Linked DNA regions of Homo sapiens: regions 2 and 3 are each linked to region 1. The links are chromatin loops, found by intact Hi-C in ENCODE. Cell type or tissue: CD4-positive, alpha-beta T cell. All regions are shown on one strand. Links, peaks and the distances in the headings refer to the core of each region. The heading gives the core; the rest is flanking DNA. Region 1 overlaps LOC105369905 (a long non-coding RNA gene). Region 2 overlaps LINC02391 (long intergenic non-protein coding RNA 2391). Region 3 overlaps LOC107984467 (a long non-coding RNA gene).

The links. A loop is a pair of places that touch in the nucleus more often than their neighbours do. Peaks named below come from ENCODE experiments on the same cell type or tissue, not always from the same donor. Only the 100,000 strongest peaks of a DNase experiment are listed, where the experiment ranks them.
Region 2: it touches region 1 in a loop (5-fold over the local background); 2 of 110 quality-filtered maps call a loop at or near these places.
Region 3: it touches region 1 in a loop (9-fold over the local background); 5 of 110 quality-filtered maps call a loop at or near these places.

The regions. Positions count from the first base shown.
Region 1 is chr12:92,589,661-92,596,984 of GRCh38, forward strand. The region is part of intron 1 of LOC105369905 (a long non-coding RNA gene); the gene reads left to right. Among named protein-coding and RNA genes, the nearest start is that of PLEKHG7, 110 kb to the right of the region's middle. RefSeq lists enhancers at 3,600-4,799, 4,039-4,138. In CD4-positive, alpha-beta T cell, for the core only: no CTCF peak of the experiment used is centred there; a DNase peak (open chromatin) is centred at 4,371; H3K27ac peaks cover 2,282 bases.
Region 2 is chr12:92,356,632-92,362,551 of GRCh38, forward strand. It overlaps LINC02391 (long intergenic non-protein coding RNA 2391), which reads right to left. Exons shown (of 5, transcript XR_007063404.1): 2 at 900-1,043. The region is part of intron 1 of LOC105369902 (a long non-coding RNA gene); the gene reads left to right. Among named protein-coding and RNA genes, the nearest start is that of LINC02391, 4.2 kb to the right of the region's middle. In CD4-positive, alpha-beta T cell, for the core only: no CTCF peak of the experiment used is centred there; a DNase peak (open chromatin) is centred at 4,070; H3K27ac peaks cover 1,538 bases.
Region 3 is chr12:92,395,216-92,402,539 of GRCh38, forward strand. LOC107984467 (a long non-coding RNA gene) reads left to right here. Exons shown (of 3, transcript XR_001749160.2): 3 at 1,634-2,089. Among named protein-coding and RNA genes, the nearest start is that of CLLU1, 23 kb to the right of the region's middle. RefSeq lists an enhancer at 5,102-5,251. In CD4-positive, alpha-beta T cell, for the core only: no CTCF peak of the experiment used is centred there; DNase peaks (open chromatin) are centred at 3,566 and 3,976; H3K4me3 peaks cover 462 bases; H3K27ac peaks cover 2,500 bases.

The DNA.
Region 1 (7,324 bases), core at 2,835-5,334:
TTCTCCACCCCACTGACTCTCTAGGCTATCTTCCTGTTACCTGTGTTAGAATACTCCCACTCCTCTTGCCACCCCTGTGTTCAAGAGTCATAACCCTTTGGAGTGCTGTGTCTCTGTGAAAGAAGACAGAGACTGGTCAGACTCAAGGCCTTCAGGAGATTTTATGAATGTGATGGTGCCCATAGCTCCATAGGAACTATGATTATCATCATCAGCCCAGCTAGCAAAACAGACCTGCTCATCACGGTTTATACATGAAAGGGAAAAACCATTTTTCCCATCTTGCAATGATGAGCTTCTCCTTTAGGTGTGTTTTTGAATGATCTCCTGCCATTTTCTCCCCAAGAACTCTTAACATTATTTGACATTCACTTCAGCATCTTGCGACTTGGGTCCAGGAACAATAAACCAAAATAACCAAGTAAAGGAAACATGCATTCTTTATTTTTTCCCCATCCAAACACTTGCTCACTTAGAGCATTCACTGGTGAAAAGCAATGCACCTCCAGCTGGAGAGGAAGAAAGCACAGGGAAACCAGGATGGAATAAGAGTGAATTTGCTATATGGAGAGAATGTCAGATTTTTGGTTTGAATGGGGAGAAAAAGAAAAAGAATAACTTCAAAGGTACTCTGCCTTTGAGCAGGGTAATCAGCACATTTCACCTCATTTTAACTGAATATAGCCTTGCAAGTCCACTGATTCTCTCCTATTTTATTGAGAAAAATCACAAGAGCTTCCCAAATTTTTCTTTTCTTTGTCAGCATTTTATAGACGATTGGGGACAAGTTCTTTGGGCACAGACAGGCCTGAATTAAATTCAAGACTTCTCTGTCATTTACCAGGTGCTTGATCTTTCCAAGGAAGTTTCCTAATTGTAAAAAGGTAAAAATCATGCTGATGTTATCAATATGTTCTGAAATTTTATTTACATAATGTATCGAAAGCCCCTAGTCCTTTCTTAAGCTTAACATAAAACTACTGGTTCTTGATCTGTGTTTAATAACATGGGTCAAATCAAGTGTTTAATAAGTGGTTAGTATTATTTCTTTGTTTTCTTTGCTAGAGATATGGAAAAGAATAAGAAAATAAGCAAGGAAAGAAGCCATGGGGATAAAAGGGTTTGGAGTGTAAACTAACACACATCTCATAACTAAAAGGACTCCTACCAATATAGGAACTACTGGAACATTGTCTCTTAACTGGTCCTCTATTTCTAGATTCTGCCTATGATCTATATCAGTAGTCTCCAAAATACAGTACGTGCAATCAAGCAGGTGTACAAAACAATCAATGGGGGAGATGGAAGAGAACATTAGAACTTCTGTATATACCCACTTTTATCAAATAAAATAAGAGATTAAGCTTTTCTGATATTTAATATGTCATGGCACTCTCAGTCTCTATGTTAGTGATCACCCCTCACATAGGATATGTGGGAAGTCTTGAGGGAAAATGGGAGTCTATAAATCACAGGAGTGGACAGTGATTCCCTAACATTTTCATTTGTTTAATAATTTATGATACATGCCCAGTTGAGTGAATACGTGGAACTATTGTCTAATTCTAACTTGCTGAAAAAATCATAAAATAAGTGAGAAACTTAAAAAGACCCCAAAAATAAATAATGGGTCAAAGATACCACAACAAAGCAAGCCACGTGGTAGAAAAAGTTGATTGTTCTCCACTTAGAAGTACTTTGTCACCATATTACAATATATGGTATAATATAATTATATACATAATAATTATAATTAGATCTGACAAGAGATTAGCTCACCTCAAGAAGATGAATTGGAATATGGATTTATACATACACTCCTTAACAATGTCACCCTAGGTAGACAATAAAATATTAGCTATAATGTTTAGTAAGACTTTAAAACTAAGTAATCAGTACACTAACAGTGTGGCTGTATTAGTCCATTCTCACACTGCTATAAAGAACTAGCTGATACTGGGTAATTTATGAAGACAAGAGGTTTAATTGACTCACAGCTCCACAGGCTGTACAGGAAGAATGGCTGGGAGGCCTCAGAAAACTTACAATCATGGCAGAAGTCTAAGGGGAAGCAAGCATTTCCTACCATGGCAGAGCAGGAGGGAGAGTGAAGAGGGAAGTGTTACACACTTTTAAACAACCAGATCTTGGGAGAACTCACTTACTATCAGGAGAACGGCAAGTGGAAAATCCGCTCCCATGATCCAATCACCTCTCACTAGGCCCCTCCTCCAACACTGAAGATCACAGTTCAACATGAGATTTGGTGGGGACAAAGAGTCAAACCATATCAATGGCTTTTGGTGAGATAAAAATTGAAAATCAAATTTTACCTCTCTCTTATGCTTTTTAATATCCACATATGTACTTTATACTGTACAAAAGTTATTAGTACAAGCATGCACGTATATAAATTACACATAAACAGAGCCTGGCACGGTGGCTCATGCCTGTAATCCCAGCACTTTGGGAGGTCGAGGAGGGCGGATCACTTGAGGTCAGGAGTTTAAGACCAGCCTGGCCAACATGGCGAAACCCCGTGTCTACCAAAAATACAAAAATTAGCCAGGTGTGGTGGTGTGCACCTGTAATTCCAGCTACTCAGAAGGCTAAAGCAGGAGAACACTTGAACCAGGGAGGCGGAGGTTGCAGTGAGCTGAGATCCTGCCACTGCACTCCAGCCTGGGTGACAGAGTGAGACTCTGCCTCAAAAAAAAGAAACAAAAAACTTACACATAAAGAGATATGAATATATGAGTGGGACATGCTCCAACATGATGGGGCATGTTACTGAAAGCTTGGAGGGCATTCCCTACGCTGATGCTGTGTGTTAGCCTTGCCTTTGGGTTATGCCACACCTCTGCTGTCTTGGTCAGCTTACACCACTATCACAGAGTACCAGCGGCTGGGCAGCTTAAACAACAAACACCTAATTCTCAGAGTTCCAGAGACTGGAAAGGTCAAGATCAAGATACCAGTACATTTGGTGTCTTGCGAGGGCCTGTTTCCTGGTCCGTAGATGGCTGTCTTCTTGCTGTGTCCTCAGCAGGTGGAAAAAGAGCTAGCTAGCTTTCTGGGGTCCCTTTTATAAGAACACCAATTCCATTCATAGGGGCTCCACTCTTATGACCTAAATACCTCTCAGAGGCCCTACCTCCCAATATCATCACATTGGGGGTTAGGATTTCAACATGTGAATATTCAGTCCATAGCACCTGCAGAAGGATCTACCTTTAACAGTTCTCTGTTGTCAAATGAATATGGTGTGAGCTACTTACAGGCACATAAGGTACTTTCTAACCTGGCCCCAGCCCTGGTAAGAAACAGACTGGCATAGGTAGTTTGAAGAGAGATTAATAGAAGGACTACAAAGATGTAGGTGGACTCTAGAGAAACTACGAGGGATAGTAATGTGGAAAGATGGGAGGAGGTGCCTGCCCCCCGACCGCAGGCCTAAAGTGGTGGAAAGGAGGAAAGAGAGAGGCTGTGTGGAGAGGGCCCTTGCTGAGACCTTCAGGGAAGGAATGCAGCCAGCTCAAGGCCACCCTGACCCCTCTCCTCTCACCCTTACCTGCGCCCTATTTACTGAATCCAACACAGAGGGAAGATATTGAGGTGGCCCACACAAGCAGCTTTCCATGACACAGAATTGAATAGAGAAGGGTAGTGGACCTGGAGAAACCAACGGAAGATATTCAAACCAATCTCTTTCCAAATTTCTCATTCATTCATTCATTCACTGATACTTTTATTTCTTCATTCAACAACTTCGATTGAGTGCTGTGTCAGGAACTGACTAGGATACTAGAGATACACCAGGAACAAGACAGTTGGTGTCCTGACCCTGATGTCTCATGCTACCTTCCAGAGAAGCAGGTAAAAAACATGGTGAGAGGTAAAATAATTACAGGTCACAATACATTCCTAGTGATAGATGCTGTGATGGGGAATAACAGGGGACTTGCATCAGGGAAAGTGGCCATGGATGATCTTCCTGAGGAGGTAAGACCTGAGGATAGAGAAGGGATTGGCCATGAAAATAGGTTGGGAAGAATATTCTACAAATAAGAAGCAGAATGTGCAGCAGCCCTGAAGTAGAACTCTGCTGTGGTGATCCAGGCACAAAAAGGAACAAGTGTGGCCAGGGTTGGGAAGTAAGAGATGGGCTCGGGACGGTGGGCAGGGACCGCCCCCTGCCAGGCTCCACCAGCTACAGTAAGGAGCTTGGGCAATGACACGTCCTTGAACCAGGGCATTTTGTAAACATCCTTCTGAACTGCTCACCCTGCCAAATATTGTGGCTTTCATGTGTCATGCCTCTGTGCCTTTGCGCATGTAGTGCCCCTGCCTAGAAACTCACCCCCTCTCTTCTACCAGACAGTTACTCATCCTGTGTGACCCAGTTTATATGTCATTTCCTGTGCGAAGCCTTTCTTGGTCTCCTCAGTCTGTCTCAGTCACTTCCTCTTCTGTGCTCCCTTAGCACTTTGTACATGTCTCCCTGCTTTGTCACTATTTGTTTACTGATCATCCCTCTCTCAGGACAGTGAACTCTTTGAAGGCAAAAGCTATTTTACGCTTCTTTGCATCCCTACCCTACTCCACCTCACACCCCCAAGCCCTTGAAGAACTGATACCATGTTCATCTTTGCATCCTCACCCTACTCTTCCCCCAACCCCTAGTTCACCTGGCCCAGGGTGTGCCACGTTAGTAACATCCAAGAATGCATGCTGCATGAATAAAGTTGCAGAAAATAGACCTCCCACTAATTCTGACCTTCAATAGCAATAATACCTGCCCAGAAGAGGCTACCAGTGAATTGTGATGTTTTAAAGCTTCCTGAGCATATAAGACAGCTGCTGGAATCCACTTAAGCAATTAGAAGTTAGATGTTCAACTAGAGTTTACAGGATGCCTTTAATCTATAAAGGATAATAATAGGTAACATTTATTAAATGCTTACTGTATACCAGTCTATTCTAGCAGCTGCACTAGAATGTATTCATTTAATCTTCAGAACAAAACTCTGAGCTGTTTACTCATACTAACCTACTTTACAGATGAGGAAACTGAGGTACAGTGGGGTTAACTGATTCAATGAGGACCACACAGCCAGTAACAGGCAGGACAGGGATTGAGACCCAGGTAGTCCAGCTCCAGAACCCAAACTCTTTTTGCGTGTGTGGATAATTTTTTTTTCTTTTGTTTTTTTGTTTGTTTGTTGTTGTTCCTGTTTTGTTTTGTTTTTGTTTTTTTGAGATGGAGTTTCACTCTTTTTGCTCAGGCTGGAGTGCAGTGGCACAATCTCGGCTCACTGCAACCTCCGCCTCCCGGGTTCAAGCAATTCTCCTCCTCAGCCTCCTGAGTAGCTGGGACTACAGGTGGACACCACCATGCCTAGCTAAGTTTTTGTATTTTTAGTAGAGACAGGGTTTCACCATATTGGCCAGGATGGTCTCTATCTCCTGACCTCGTGATCTGCCTGCCTCGGCCTCCCAAAATGCTGGGATTACAGGCGTGAGCCACCACGCCCAGCCACTTTTTTTTTTAATTTATTTTTTAACTTTTAGTTTCAGGGTTACATGTGCAGGTTTGCTCTATAAATACACTGCATGTCAAGGGAGTTTGGTGTACATATTATTTCATCACCCAGGTAATTACCATACTACCCAATAGGTAGTTTTTTGATTCTCACCCTCCTACCCTCCACCCTCTAGTAAGCCCCAGTGTCTATTGTTCCCTTCTCTGTGTCCATGCATATTCAATGTTCAGCTCCCAGTTATAAGTAACAACATGCGGTGTTTGGCTTCCTGTTCCTGCATTAGTTCACTTAAGACAGTGGCCTCCAGCTCCATCCATGTTGCTGCCATCTCTAACAGACTCCCTTCAAAGATAGAAAAATAGCAATAATAATTTCCTGTTTGTGGATGAAGCTAATACTATAAAAGTTCGTCTTCCTCATCATTATCATTTACAGTCACATCATCTCTCCAAAAGAGATGGATTTGTGTAGACTCGTTGTCATTCTCAGTACCATATGTGCACAATGGCTGCTCATATTTAGTGGAGGGTCTTCATTGTCTGCCCTACCCCATCAAGGAAATAGAAAAATCTCTGTCTGTCTCTCATGGGTATTTTGCCCTGGAGGACACTCAATGCATATTTCTTCAATTAAACCAACCCAACTAAGGAATGTACCTTAAGTGAGAGAGACTTAGTTCACACCTTGAACCAGCTGATTCATGGTAGACCCAGCCCTTCATTACTCTGGGCATGAGTTTCCTCATAGAGAAAAAATTAAATGAGAAATTCTCTTAAGATTGTATCTAGCTCTAAAAATTGGTGAAATTTAGGAATACAAGTCCATGTAAAACTATAATTTCTTTTATTTAGGTGATGGATACTCTCACACTTTGTATCAGCCTATTAACTGCACATGATTAAAAATCTCACAAAACAGGATATGAGAATTTATCGCTTATCAAGGGCCAGAAATAATATCAGTTCTGAAAAACAGAAGCAGAATTCAAAACAACCTGAGGCCTGCACAGAATTTCTTATTACTCCGTCCTGTCCCGTGGCCAGTGAATACAATAAAATGTGACAAGAGAGATTTTCTCCATGTTGGTGACAGACTAGAACCCTTGCACTCAGGGCATGTTTGGGAGCAGCAGCCCCTGGGGCCCTCATTGTGGAGGATGTAATCAGTGTTCCCTACTGAGCCCTCATTGGTATATGGAGACAGATGTGTTTTTCTTTAAACTGTCATGAAAATTGCAGCGATATGGACACAGGCTATTGAGTCATGCGGGGATAAGGTAATGAGTGGAACGCTGTTGACAGGAGAGATGGGAAGGGCTAGAGGGGCTAAGGAGGCAGGAGAGTCACAATTCATACTCCAAGTGTGGCTTAGTGCAGAGATTATTCTGCAGAGAGCTGCTCCAGTGAGATAACCAATTGCATGATTCTGAGCGAGTCACCCGATCTCCTGTTTATAAAATGAGGAGGCTGGATTCAATCAGGAGTTTTCGAACTGAATCCGTAGAAGAGAAGCATCTCATGGAAAAACCAAGTGGGTGGAGAGAGGCACAAACCTAAGTGATCATGCTCTTGACCCTCCATTCCATCTCTTCCACTCTCATCTCTACTTTTACATGTTTTGCATTGGAGTTCAACAAAAGAGTGTATTTCAAAAAAGGTAGGCTATTATAAAGAATAAAGATTTTGAAGCCACGTAGATTAGATGACCTCAAACATCCCCTCCCAACTTTTGCTATGAGTCCACGAAATCATTAACAAATAAGCAGGCATACACTTGCCTTC
Region 2 (5,920 bases), core at 2,796-5,295, 230 kb before region 1:
GGGTAGTGATTATCTCAGCAAGGCAAATGGCTCATTAATGTAGTGGGGAGCCAGATTGAACATTTGGAAAACACCCACGTATTTAAAGGGGCCAAAATGAGCTTTCTGCTCAAGCTGCCAGCTGGTTTGCCTGTAACATCAGCTTGCTCAGAAGAGGGGAGGAAATCATTTTTGCCAGTACTTATTCAGGTTGAAAAATTATGGCTTTATTTTTATTTTAGCAGTCTCTCAAGTGAAGGGTTGATTGCATGATCTCCTTTCTTCACTGCTGGCTTCAACCCTACATGTTCCTCAAGAGCCAACTTGTCTCATCTTCAAGTAGTTTGCCAGATCGCTGAAGGCCTTAGGAGTCTCTCCTAAAACATGACTCCATTCACTGATAGCACAGACCATGTATTTGGTATTCATCACACATTGCTTTGTTGGGTTAGTTGCCTTTTTCTGTTTGGGTCTCCCATCTCCCTAACTGAATTTAAGGCCTCTAAGGTCTAGGGAACCATGTAATTTATTATCCTAATTGGAACACTTTTGAGAATAAAAAGAGATGTTATTAATAATTACATTGGGACACCTCCCACAAACCTGAACTCTCTGAGCAAATTATGTGTGTCAACTCTATTAAGGTCAAAGGACATTATTTACTGCTTTTCTCTGATCATCCACAGGGTCTAGTGTAATTCACTTGCAAACGGACATCAAACTCTTAAAAATAGGTAGCTTAGCAAAGCAACAAACAATTCCGCTTACAACAGCCATAAAATAGGTGGAAGAGGTGAACAGGTTCCTACTAGTGGGAGATTTAATATTTCAATATAGGAAGTAACCACAAGGTAGAAAGATTTCAATAATCAGATAAAGACTGTTCACAGTAGAAACCAGTCTAAAATTTATGTTCTTACCATTACGAAGCCATGGGGTCCAAACAGGCACTCTTAGCACAAGAGTAGAAAGGAAAAAGTATTTTCAATGGGCATTTTCGTAAAGTGTATTCTTGTTTCGGAAGCATCAGGCATCCTAATCATCACACTGACATCCACATGGGACTGTGCAAAAGGAAACAGGGACAGAATCAGATAGAAAAATAGACTCATAATCAAGACATTATAAATTCTCTGCAGTTAGTGCCCTTCCCTAATATAAAGTTTCCATGTCTCCGATTCCCCTCCCTCTGCTCCTCTCTCTGTTTTGCCTACATCCTCAGATTCATACATGTCACCATTTCAGCTATGACATAAAGACATTTTGTCAGGCAGAAGAAAAGTTGGGACCTTCTCTCCCTGTGTCTCTTTCTTGGGAAAAACTTTTCTGGAACTCTTCAAGATGACTTCCTTTGATATTTCATTGGCCAGAATTGGCCTCATGACTATTTCTAAACCAGGCACTAACAAAGGGAAGATTAGGGACTTGTCTTGGACATAGCACCCCGATGCTGGTAAGGAGGGGAGGTTATCTTTTCCTGAGGCCTCAATTCAAACAGTCGCTCCAAATGTTGTTAAAGATAACTTTATTTTTAATCAGATACTGTGCCCAGAGTGGTAGATCAAGTTACAGTCCTCTTGTAATGTGGATAGTGACATCTGAAACATGAGTTCTCTATATAGTATACATTTTGTATATATCCCAGCATTTTTTATAACTTTCATCATTACTGTTGAAAATGACATAGGGTGATATTTGCCTTCTTCATTAACTCCTACTAAATACATCTTTCTATCTAAATTTCCAAATTTTTTGTTTATACCTTTTTTTTTTTTTTTTTTTTTTTTTTTGAGACAGAGTCTTGCTTTGTCACCCAGGCTAGAGTACAGTGGTTCAATCGCAGCTCACTTCAACCTCTGCCTCCCAGGCTCAAGCAATCCTCCCATCTTAGTCCCCAGAGTATCTGAGACTACAAGTATGCGCCACCACACCTGGCTCATTTTTGTGTTTTTGGTAGAGACAGGGTTTTGCCATGTTTCCCAGGCTGGTCGTGATTTCTGGACCTCAAGAGATCTGCCCACCTCAGTCTCTCAAAGTGCTGGGATTACAGATGTGAGTCACTGCGCCTAGCCTGCTTTATGTCATTTTAAAATATAACACTTGGAAATGCCTGCCCTATTTTATATGTATAGGCATGCTTTTCTTATATCCCTCTTCTACTGGACCCCATCACATTATAATACAATCTCCTTGAGACTTGACAGAGTCTTTCTAGGCTGACCATGTAATTTTTGAGAATGAAGAGGTCAGTGGCTCTAAGCAGACAGGGCACTAGGGCAACTGGCATAAATCAGGATTGTTCTGGGCAAAAGAAGATGTATGTCCCTCCCCACTTCCATTTAACATCTCCACAGTGTCCTGCACACTTTAGACACCATTTGAATATTGGCTTATGTGAACTTAAGTCACTTCCTATTGAAAAAGTATTTCAAGCTTCACTAAAGTCGCAATTCCATTGCTTTGTCCACAACAACTGGTTGTCCCTGTTGACCCATTGCAAGAAAAATTGCAGATCAAGTCCAGAACTAAAGATACTTCTTACTTCTAGCCTTAGAAAGAAGACTCTGAGGCTACTAATAAATGCCATACTGTTTCCCTGATTCCTTAGATTCGAATAGTTCCTATTGACATCTGAAACATGAGAAGATCCTTTAGAGAACCTCAGACTTAGAATTCTGGTTTATACACATGACACATTAAGAGAAAACTAACCTACAGTGGCATTATGGCATCAACAATCAGATAGCAAATGTAGTCTGACAAAGATTTATCCCGGCACGTACTGAATTTTAGAAATACGTTCCTTTTTTCAGGATTTTGGAAATCCTAGAAAAGACCAGGATTTGGAGTCAGAACACCTATGTTTGAATCCTAACCTCCATTACTCCTTCTCTTCAAATAAAATCTCATCTGAAAATCAGGGATAATCATAGTACCTCTATCTGTAGAGCCTTTGGGAGAATTAAATGAGATAATGTATGTGAAAGTGTTCCAAACACCAAAGCTCTGTATGAATGCATATTCTCCTTTTCATTCACTATTTAAATCAACTCTTAATTCTATCTCTCTCAAGCAGCCTGAGGCTGGGTCACCAGAACACAAATGTACAGTTACAAGGCTAAAAAAAAAACCAAAAAGCAAAACAACTCATTGTTACATGATCCTTGACAACAGTTGGACAGACTTTTTCTTAAATCAAATGAAGTGTTTTGGCAGCCTGTAAGTGTAGCCTAAAGTATAGCAAGAAAAGAGAATTATTTTCCTTAGGGAGAGTAATTTTAACAGAAGTTCAACTTACACATTTTTAATATCTGTACTTCGAATGTACTGCTAAATGCAAAATGAATATAATTAGTTATGAGATATCTTGCCCTCGGCTACAGTACCCATTAAGCTTCAGCATAATATATAATTCACAACCTATTCATACTCTGTGGTACATTTCAGGACTTCCTATACTGTAGTCTCTTAAAGCAAATAGTGTATATAGTTTCAGAACCTAACAGTTGTTCCTTCATAAGGGTTAGGAGTGGATGCAGCATATCTGTGGTCTTCAAATAATTTAGCCAGTCATAAAAATTTATTATGTACAGGCACTATACCTTTTCATGTATAGGTCACTAGCATGTAAATGAAACTGGCACAACAAGGTAAATGTGTATAAAATACATCACAGAAGAGATAGATTTCTCTGATGAGCTATTTCAGTGATGCAGTAGATAGCAAATGATGATTTTGGAGTATTTTAGAGCCCCAATGTAGAATTTTCAATTTCCCCAGTTTATCCTCCAGAAATTATCACTGTGATATACCTGTGATTGCTGAAAGGCTATCGTACATCTGTAAATGGGCATGCCATTCCTGGTACCTTCTAACTTTGTGATCACTGTCCCCATGCATAAAATATGGAGTCCTGCAGAGCAGCTAGAGAAAGGGTAAGTAGCTCAGAGTCTGTATCAATGGGGAGCTGTTTAAAAATTGATGTTATCAAGTAGGTTCACACATTAAACACCCAGAAAATGTTGGGCCTCCTCCTATGTGGTTTTCCTGAATTCTTGATGCAACCTAGAAGAACTAACGTTAAAAAGTAAAGAGCACAGTACAGACAGTAAGAGTTCTGTTTGTGAAGACTAATACAGGAAGTGATGCTATGTCTGATTCTAGAATATGGTTAGAGTTTCACAGACAAGAAACAAGATCTGTAACTTGATAATTATGTAAATACAGACCTATGTGCAATCAGTCTAGAAGCTCCCTGAAGGCAGGGATGGGTTACCCATATTTTGTCTAACACTTCTTTACATTCTTCTAAGGTGCGTCTTGGACACAATAATCATTGTGAACATACTTGATAACATCAAGTATTAAATTGGGGAAATCAAAAAATACTCCAAAATCATCATTTGCTATCTACTGCATTACTGAAATATCTCATCAGAACTCTCTTTTCTGTGATTTATTTTATACACATTTACCTTGTTGTGCCAGTTTCATTTACATGCTAGTGGCCTATACATAAAAAGGTGTAGTAAGTGTTTTTTATCTAGTTGAAAAGGCTTTAAAAAAGACTTTTGTAACTTGTAACTTTTTCACTGGTTAAGTAGCATCTTAGGAAACAGGGAGAAAGCATTTCAGTTCATTATTCTTCTTCATTTACTGAGTAAAAACCATATGCCAAGTACCATACCCCTGGAGAGGGTATAAGGAGTCTGAGTGTATTACAGCTCTTACCCCCAAGAAACCACAGCAGTGTGGCTAAGTGGAAACTCAAACAAAACAGCATATCAGTTGACAAAAATTTACACATATACATTAGATTCATCGTTGCTGGATATTATAAACCATTCCTGCCATAGTTGTGAAGGACCTATTTGATCTATAGGTCTAAAATGAACCTGTTTGATATCAGAAGCATATGGCAGTAATTGACTTTCAACAATTGACTTTCCAAATTATCTATACCTAAATAATCCCAGAAAAATTATTCAATTTCAGTTATTTCAATTCAGTAGTTTGTTAGGTAGCTGAATTCTTTTTCAGTTTATGGTTGTGGTTTGTGGGTCCAGCCTACAAGAGCTTAACTAAATCTCTAAAACTCCAACATGATTATATGAGTGTATATATACACACATAAATATATGAATATATGTAATTTATATGCATATGCACACACATATATCTGAAACTTGAAATATACCATTTTTGTTCTCTCACTGTCGAATTATGAAGCACAGATCTAATGGTCAGGCTTTTCACCCAGACTACTATAGCCAGCTGTCTTTAGGAGAGTGTGGCTGAGTCCTTGTTATGCAGACAAGAAAAGGAATATTTGAAAGTGCAATGGCCCTGCAAGTGCTCAGATATTCATTGCACACCATGATGATTACATCTGAGAATCTGTTCCTCCTTTATTCTATTTTTTCTTAAGAAATGGTCTTCTCTTTAGGAATGAATATGTGGAAGCAAAATGACTAGTTTATAACAGGCAGTACTCAAAAATGTTGTGAGTACAATGCAGAAACCTAACAGTGAAATTGCAAACTGAGAAAAGGAATCAAACAAGGGCAGAAAACAAGCGTTAAGGCTCGAGAATAAATTACGCATAGGACAAATTGGTACTCATTTTGAGAAGGAGAGGAGAGGTGAATTTAAACAGTCAAGTAATAAAAAGTCATTGTTCGGTAGAGGCTGTCTAGTGTAATGTTTAACAGCATGGACTGTATCCCAAGAATTGAGTCTGAAACCTGAATCTCCCACATACGAGTTCTGTGACATTGAGCCAGATCTTAAAGTCTCTAAATTTCTCTTTTGTTTTGTTTTGTTTTGCATGTAGGGAGAGGAGTATATACTTCCTAAGGTTGTGAAAAGGATGGTTCATAATAAAAGTATGTAGCGTTATTGAGTACATACTATGTGTAGGAATGTTACATGAATAAATTTA
Region 3 (7,324 bases), core at 2,521-5,020, 190 kb before region 1:
CCCCTTCTCCTCCCTCTGTCCCTATTGAACAAAGAGAGCAAAGGAGGCCAGGATGCCCACTCTAGCACTATTCTCATATATTCAGTGAATGACTTCAGTGCCAGCTCAGCTGCCAGAGATGAAAATGACAGATGTCCTTTAAACATTAGGTTCCAGGGAATCACTTGGCACCTGAGTTGACCTTGACTCCTCACAGATGATGTATTAGTTTCCTAGGGATGCCATAGCAAATTTTATAACCAACGAGGTGGTTAAATGACAGAAATTTATTCTTTCACAGTTCAGGAAGCCAGAAGTCCAAAATTGAGGTGTCAGCAGGATTAATTTCTTCTTGGAGTCTCAGAGGGAAGATCTGTTCCATGCCTCTCTCCACACCATCCAAGCTTGCTATCAATCCTTGGTACTCCTGGCTTGTGAAGCTTAACTTCAATCTCTGCCTCCATTGTCACTGGGCCTTCTTTCTGTGTCTTCTCACCATCTACTTCTTTCTGCGCCTGTCTCTCTCTGATTCTGTGTGTCACTTCTTATAAATACACCAATTATTGGATTAGAGCCTTCTCTATTCCAATACTGCCTCAATTTAACTAATTACATCTGCAAAGACCCTATTTTCAAATAAAGTTCTGAGTGGGCATGAATTTTGCCAGAAATGATGGCAAACATTTTTTCCTGTATTCACCATTCACAACTTGCCATTGGACCACTTGACAATGCAAACTGCCTATCTAGTAATGTCAGGGCAGCTAACAAAGTATCTTTTCCCTACATATGTCAAGGCCCGAAATTTCCAGCCTCACATTTTTCCTTCTTTGGATCAGGCTTCTTTAGATGTAAAATTGCTCCCTGACTTGGTCACATGTTAAAGTGTTATTCCTTATCAATATCTTAGTTTTCACTAATGTGATGAAGCTGAAGCACTCAATCATTCAAGTGGCCCAGAAAAAAGAAAATGCTAGTCAATTTGGATAGCCAGTTACTTGGTGCCTTGCTACTCAAGGTGCAGCCAGCCCAGGGGTCATCAGCATCAGAGACTGCTAGAACTGCAGAATCTTCCCAGGGTATATGCAAACTTACTATATCAGGATCTGCATTATATCTCCATCCCCCAAGATATCCACATGCCCATTAAAGTTGAAAACTGCTGCTCTAGTAAAGCCTTTATAAAGTTGGGCTGGGGGAAAGTGTGAAGGGGGCTTTAGCTGGGATATGCATAGAGCCTAGGTCATTGGATAGGACACCAAGGCCAGTTGAGGTTCTAGAGGGTGAATAAGGGCACCCAGGAAATCTTGAGATGAAACAGAGAAAGAGAGAGAAATGTGCAACAATAACTACTTGGAAAGGACACAGTCTAGGTGCTTTATTTTGTGCAGATTGTTTCTTTTAATGTTACAACAACCCAATGAGTTGGGTGCTATAACCAGCACTATTTTACAGACAAGAATGCTTAGGCAGAGAGGTTTAGTCAATATAAGGGTGGGCATTTCAGCCTGGAGAGTAGGACCCCAGAGCCCTGTTTCTTAACCACTATGCTCTCCTGACTACCAGAGAGTACAAGTAGATGCTAAAACATAAGCAAACTAACTACTTTAACACTTAATTTTAGTTCATATGCCTGTTTGAACTTGTTTTTCAGGTCACATTATTCTGAAGAAGATATGAATAAGCCTGGCATTCATCTGTTTCCTTCATTTGAATCAAGTCAGTCAGTTGCTCATGGAACTCAACCTCGAGTCTCTCAGATCCCCAGCCCAACCATGGGCTGTGAGACCTGAGTGCCTCTTTCACATCCAACAACATATAAATGACAACGACATATGACCAGACCATCCTGAGCCTGGTGTCTCTCCTCATAGGCCTGCCTTTCATGAGCATGCCTGGGGAGAGATGACTAATGCTGTTTCTCCAGTTTTGTCCTCTTCTGGGTCATGGGAATGATTTATTCTTACTCAGCAAACCAGTAATTGTGTGTTATATGTGAGTGGTAAGATTCTTAAGGAGATGTGGAATCTGACTGCCTGATGTGATTCTCAAATGGCCCCAACATTTTACACAATTGTTTGTAATTAAATAAAACCCAAATTACATTTGGGATGAGAAATGTATTTTTTAACTTCTTTTGTGTTTGGAAGGACAAGCAATTACCATGGCTGTTTCTGATTCATTTACACTTAGCTCCTAAAAATATTGCCCTCAGGAAGGATGGCTGTTTGTTTGCCATGTCAAGAACATTTTATTTGGTTTCCTTTTAGAGAAAAAATCCACATGCAGCCAATTTTAAACTGACTAGAGTGTCTCAAAGATGTTTGGAAATTTCAAAACTCTGTTTTGCCCCAAACACCTTCACAACCTAAGTGGGGCTCTGGAGAGAGATGCAAAGGAGATGGAATGTGGAGTCTCACGAAGAGAAGGTGCAGAAATCAGAAAAATACAGTGAAACTCAGAGAAACTCATGATTTCTATTAAAATGTTTATATTTGTTCATCTTGTATTGCTATAAATAAATGCCTGAGACAGGATAACTTATAAAGAAAAGAGGTTTAACTACCTCATGGTTCCATAGGCTCTACAGGAAGCATGGCTGGGGAGGCCTCAGGAAACTTACAATCATGGAAGAAGGTGAAGGGGAAGCAGGCACATCTTCACATGGCAAGAGCAGGAGGAAGAGACGGAGGGCCAGGTGCCACACACTTTTAAACAACCAGATCTCATGAGAGCTCTATCACATTAACAATACCCAAGAGATGGTGCTAAACCATTCATTAAGTACCACCCCCATGATCCAATCACCTCCCACCAGGCCCCACCTCCAACACTGAGGATTACAATTAAACAAGAGATTTAGGTGGAGACACAGATCCAAACCATATCAATGTTCATATTTTCTGAGGACTGATTTTTAAGTTGCATCTGAATTATACTTAATTTTAGTGATTATCAGTACTCTTATCATATAATATACATATACAATTATGGACTTTTTTTAACAGACGTTAATCACTGTGCATTGGTCTTGGCCTACAGAGTACAGGAAAAAAAATAACTGCATTGATACGACATCTTACTAGTTTATTTGATCCTGACTTTGGGGTTGAAATAGGGTAACTATTATTATCCTCTTTTACAGGTGGGAAAATTGAGCCTCAGAAAGGATACGTGACTTCCCCTTGATTACACAACAAATATATAGCAAAATCAGAACTGGAAGCTAGTTGTCCTTAACTCTCAGGAGAGTTTTCTCCCCCATGGCACCCACACATTGGCAGGCAGGTTGGAAAAAGAGGCTGGAGAAACTTGAACATGTAAGATTTGTCAATGTAAAGTTATCACCTTAAATACTTAGCATTAATTAACTGAACTCATTACTGCAATAATCTATAACGCCTTCATAGAAATCTTGATGACTTGCAACAAATAAACCAACTGGGTTCTGTAATCTCTAAAATGTCAGCTGCAGTGTATTTCACAAGACAGTAAGAACTGCAGATAAATAATTGTCTGTGGCTAGATGACACCCATCAAGTTCAAAGAGGGTAGAGCTTGCAGGAAGGTAATGTTCCCTCCTCTCTAAATCTCAGAACCATGTGGTTGTTTCTCTTATTTCTTTGTTTCTTTTCTAAGCAGAGAACCTAGAACATCCTGCTATTGTGATCAAAGACTACAGCTGGTCAAGTACCTTCATTACAGATTCCCCGCTAACTTAGCATAAGGTTTTATGTTTATCCGGCTAGGAGTTAGGCTGTGGTTTTACCATTTGCTGTAGCTGTGGTATCAGGGGCTAAAATTTCCTGTGCCCTTGCTTTCGTCTCCCCTGTTGTGCTTGAATTTTCCTAGAGACTCCTGACATAGGGACTGAGGCTTGCAATTCTTTGAGCTGTAATCCCTTGTTATTTACTTGGAGCATCGTTGCTGTGTTGGTACTGTGTCGGGGGAGAGAAAGAATTCTACAGCCCTGTGATTAGATCTGTCTTTCAGTGAGCCTGAGTTGGGTATTTCCCTTTCCCAGGTCGATGAGGCCCCTGGTAAAACCCCCGTGGGATGGGTTCTTGTAAAGTATTTTCCCTTGAAGGAAATCCTTCTTAAGGAGAACAGAGAGCTCTGGGCTTATTCCAACACGGCTATTTCTCCGCCCCAACCCCTCAACCCCAAAGGGAAAGAGGAGAGGATTTTTCTTCAGGTTCCATAGTGGAAACCTGATGTTACTCCTGGAGGTACAACTCAGGAAGGTATGGGGAGGCCCCTGTGATTGGGCCCGCTGGGAGTTTTTAAGTCTCAAACTTGTCCACACACAGCTTACAGCAGTTTGTTAATTACTGCTCAGTTTCCTGGCTTCTGCTCCTGGTAAACTGAAATTCTCTGTATCCATCCGTCTGACTCCCCTGTTCTCTGGGAGGCAGTTTGGCCTGTGATCTCAATTTTCCGAAGGTTCTAAGAAGAGTTTCCAGTTTTCAGTTTGTTCAGTTTTTTTTTTTCTTTTGTAGATAAGGGTGACAACTTCCAAGCTGTTCACTTGTCAGATCTGGAAACTAGAAGAGCGCTCAGTTTTTGTATACATTTCTTTTTCCCTGGCTTCTCCTGAGCCTGAAATCTTTCCAAATGGTAGTTGTGGTCCCAAGTCCAAGAAGTGATAAGAAAAACAATGGGAATTAAGATTTTAGATAGAACAAATGGAGTGAACTGCAAGGCAGGGCCCCAACTTTGTAACTGCGTCTCTCTTCTCAAGGTGTTCTGAATCCAAACAGGTCCATTGAGGGCAGCCCTGTCCTTCCAAAGCCCACTGCTGAATTTGGGTGATGCTAGTAACACAGAACAGTCTCTTATGCTCAGGTCAGGCACATTTACACACAGGCCAATTCTTTAGGGCTGACTCTTGGAAACGCAATTGAATTGTTCTGTGTTGTAGATATTTGGGTACAAAACACATTTGCTCCACATTCTCGAGTGTGACATTCGCAGATCAGTGAGTACCAGTGAAAAGGAAGAAGCATGACACACAGAAGTTTCAGAAAAAGGATGCTGGGTTTTAGGCAAAGCAGCAGAAAGGGAGCACTACGAAAGGCCCTGAGTTTACCAACAGCCACCTAGGCCTCTACACAAAGAGCCGGGAGAGAAGAGAAAAAGAGGACAGAGTGGCAGAAAGAAGACATTCTAGTCCTCTTCAGCCTTATTTTGGTATCTAAAGGATGAAAAATGAGAGGAGTGAACCTACTTCTTTAAGGAAGTTCTTCTCAAACTTTCATTGTGCCTCCAAATCACATGGGAAACCACGTAAAAATGCACATTCAAATTCAGTGGGTTGGGTGCAGGGCTCAAGATTCTGCATTTCTTTATTTCTTTCTTTCTTTTTAATAGAAATGAGGTCTTACTGTGTTGCCCAGGCTGGTCTGGAACTCCTGAGCTTAAGCAATCCTCCCACCTTGGCCTCCCAAAGTGCTGGGATTACAGGCTTGAGCCACTGCACTCAACCAGATTCTGCATTTCTAACAAGCACTCAGGTGATGTTGACAGCACTGGTGCTCAGACCACACTTTGAGGAGCAAGGGTCTAACAGACCTTCCAAAGGGGCATTTCTTAACTCTCGCTCTATGCTCACCTCTGAAATAACAGCAGCCACAGCCACTCACTTTGTTCCCTAAAAACAGCATGTGTATTCTTAGCCCAAGGTGATCTGCCTTCTGGGACAGCTGTTGGCCTCTTCTCCATGTCTGTAAGTCCTCGGCTTTCTTTTCTAAGCCCAATCCAAGTCTCTGTCCTTCATGAAAACTCCTCCACGACTTGGGGTCTTTGTAATCAGTGGCTCCTTTGGACTTCTGTACCTTTGTTGGGCTTAGCATTTTTACAAGCATCGGTTGCTACTGACCTTTTAAATTTGTCTCCTAACTAGATTTTAAGCCTCTTGAATACAGGACACACACACACAGAGTACGCCTTGTCACTGTTTCATTCCTCAGGCCAAAAACAGAGCCCTGCTCATTAGAAGATTGTGCAGTGTAGTGAAAACAGCCCAGGGAGATATGATTTCAATTCTCAGCTCCATCACGCAACAGCTACTGGACCCTACATGGAGTATTGCTCCTTCAGTCTTCATGGTAATGGTGGTGATGGTGGTGGCGGTGGTGATGGTGATGGTGGTGGTAGTGGTGGTGGTGTGCAGGTAGAATGTTTATACTTCACAGGGTTGTTGAGAGGAATGAAGAAAATAAAGTTAGCCAAGTGGCAAACCTAGCGCCTGGCACAGAGTCAGAATCAGCCCTCAGCACATTTAAGTCTTCTCTCCTCCAATTTCTTTTGCTTTTCTCCTTAATATGGGTTGTGAGGGTACATCCTCATCCTGACAGTCTCTCCTTGAAAAATATTATATCAAGTGTGACAATATTGGAAGATTTTCTTCCATCTCATTTAAAGGGCCCACAGATATTCAAAAGAAGAGTCCCTACATCATTAAAAAAAAAATACTCAGACTCATAGCTCAGAGTAGCAACACACATATCAATTTCTGATCTGATCAGGAAAAAGGGATATTTTAAGTCAGTGTAATCAAACCACATGAAACCAATTTTCCATGTGTTTCCCAGTGTTTGCCCTTTCCATCAAAGTTTTTTCATCTGTGTGGTAACTATCAATGTACCCAGTTGTCTCGGGTTGGGGTTTATGCCTGAGCAATGGACTGCCTTATGTTCAGTGGTAAGAAACACAAATGCATAGCCACTTTGGGAAAGTAACCTGCAAAAGCAAATTGCCCTTGCTTGGGCTGGGACTCACCAACAATGTATGGGAACAAAGATTGGTATTAGGAGACCCTTTTTGGGTAAGCTGTGCCAGACAGACAGGCTTACCAGATTGCAAAGGAGATACCAGATCAATCTCCTGGCAGAGCAGAGAAGGTGAAGTGCATGTGAGATGATGGAACAAGTCTAGGTTTGGCAATCCAGACATGCGGATTTAAATGCCAGCTCCTCTCTTGTTAGCTGTGTTACCTAAGGCAAATTTCTCAACCTCTTGAACTTAATCTATAAATATGGAAATAACATTGTCTACCTTATACTATTGTTTGAGAAATTAATGGAACTATATATCTAAGTCATGTAAAGTACCAAAGAATGTACATGATTGTAAGAGGAGCCCAGTGAATGTTAGCTCCCTTCTAGCATTTCAGGAAGAGATGGCACTTGGGTGTATTGCTGCGGTGGGAAATTAGAAGGGTCTTGCTGTCCTCTGTCTAGCAACACCTGAGATTGGGTGCCTGAGAGGGAGGGAGGACTAACAGATCCAGTTTTTGATTTCTTAAAAGGTGGTATCATTGTTATCCCTCTCCCTTCTATTCTCC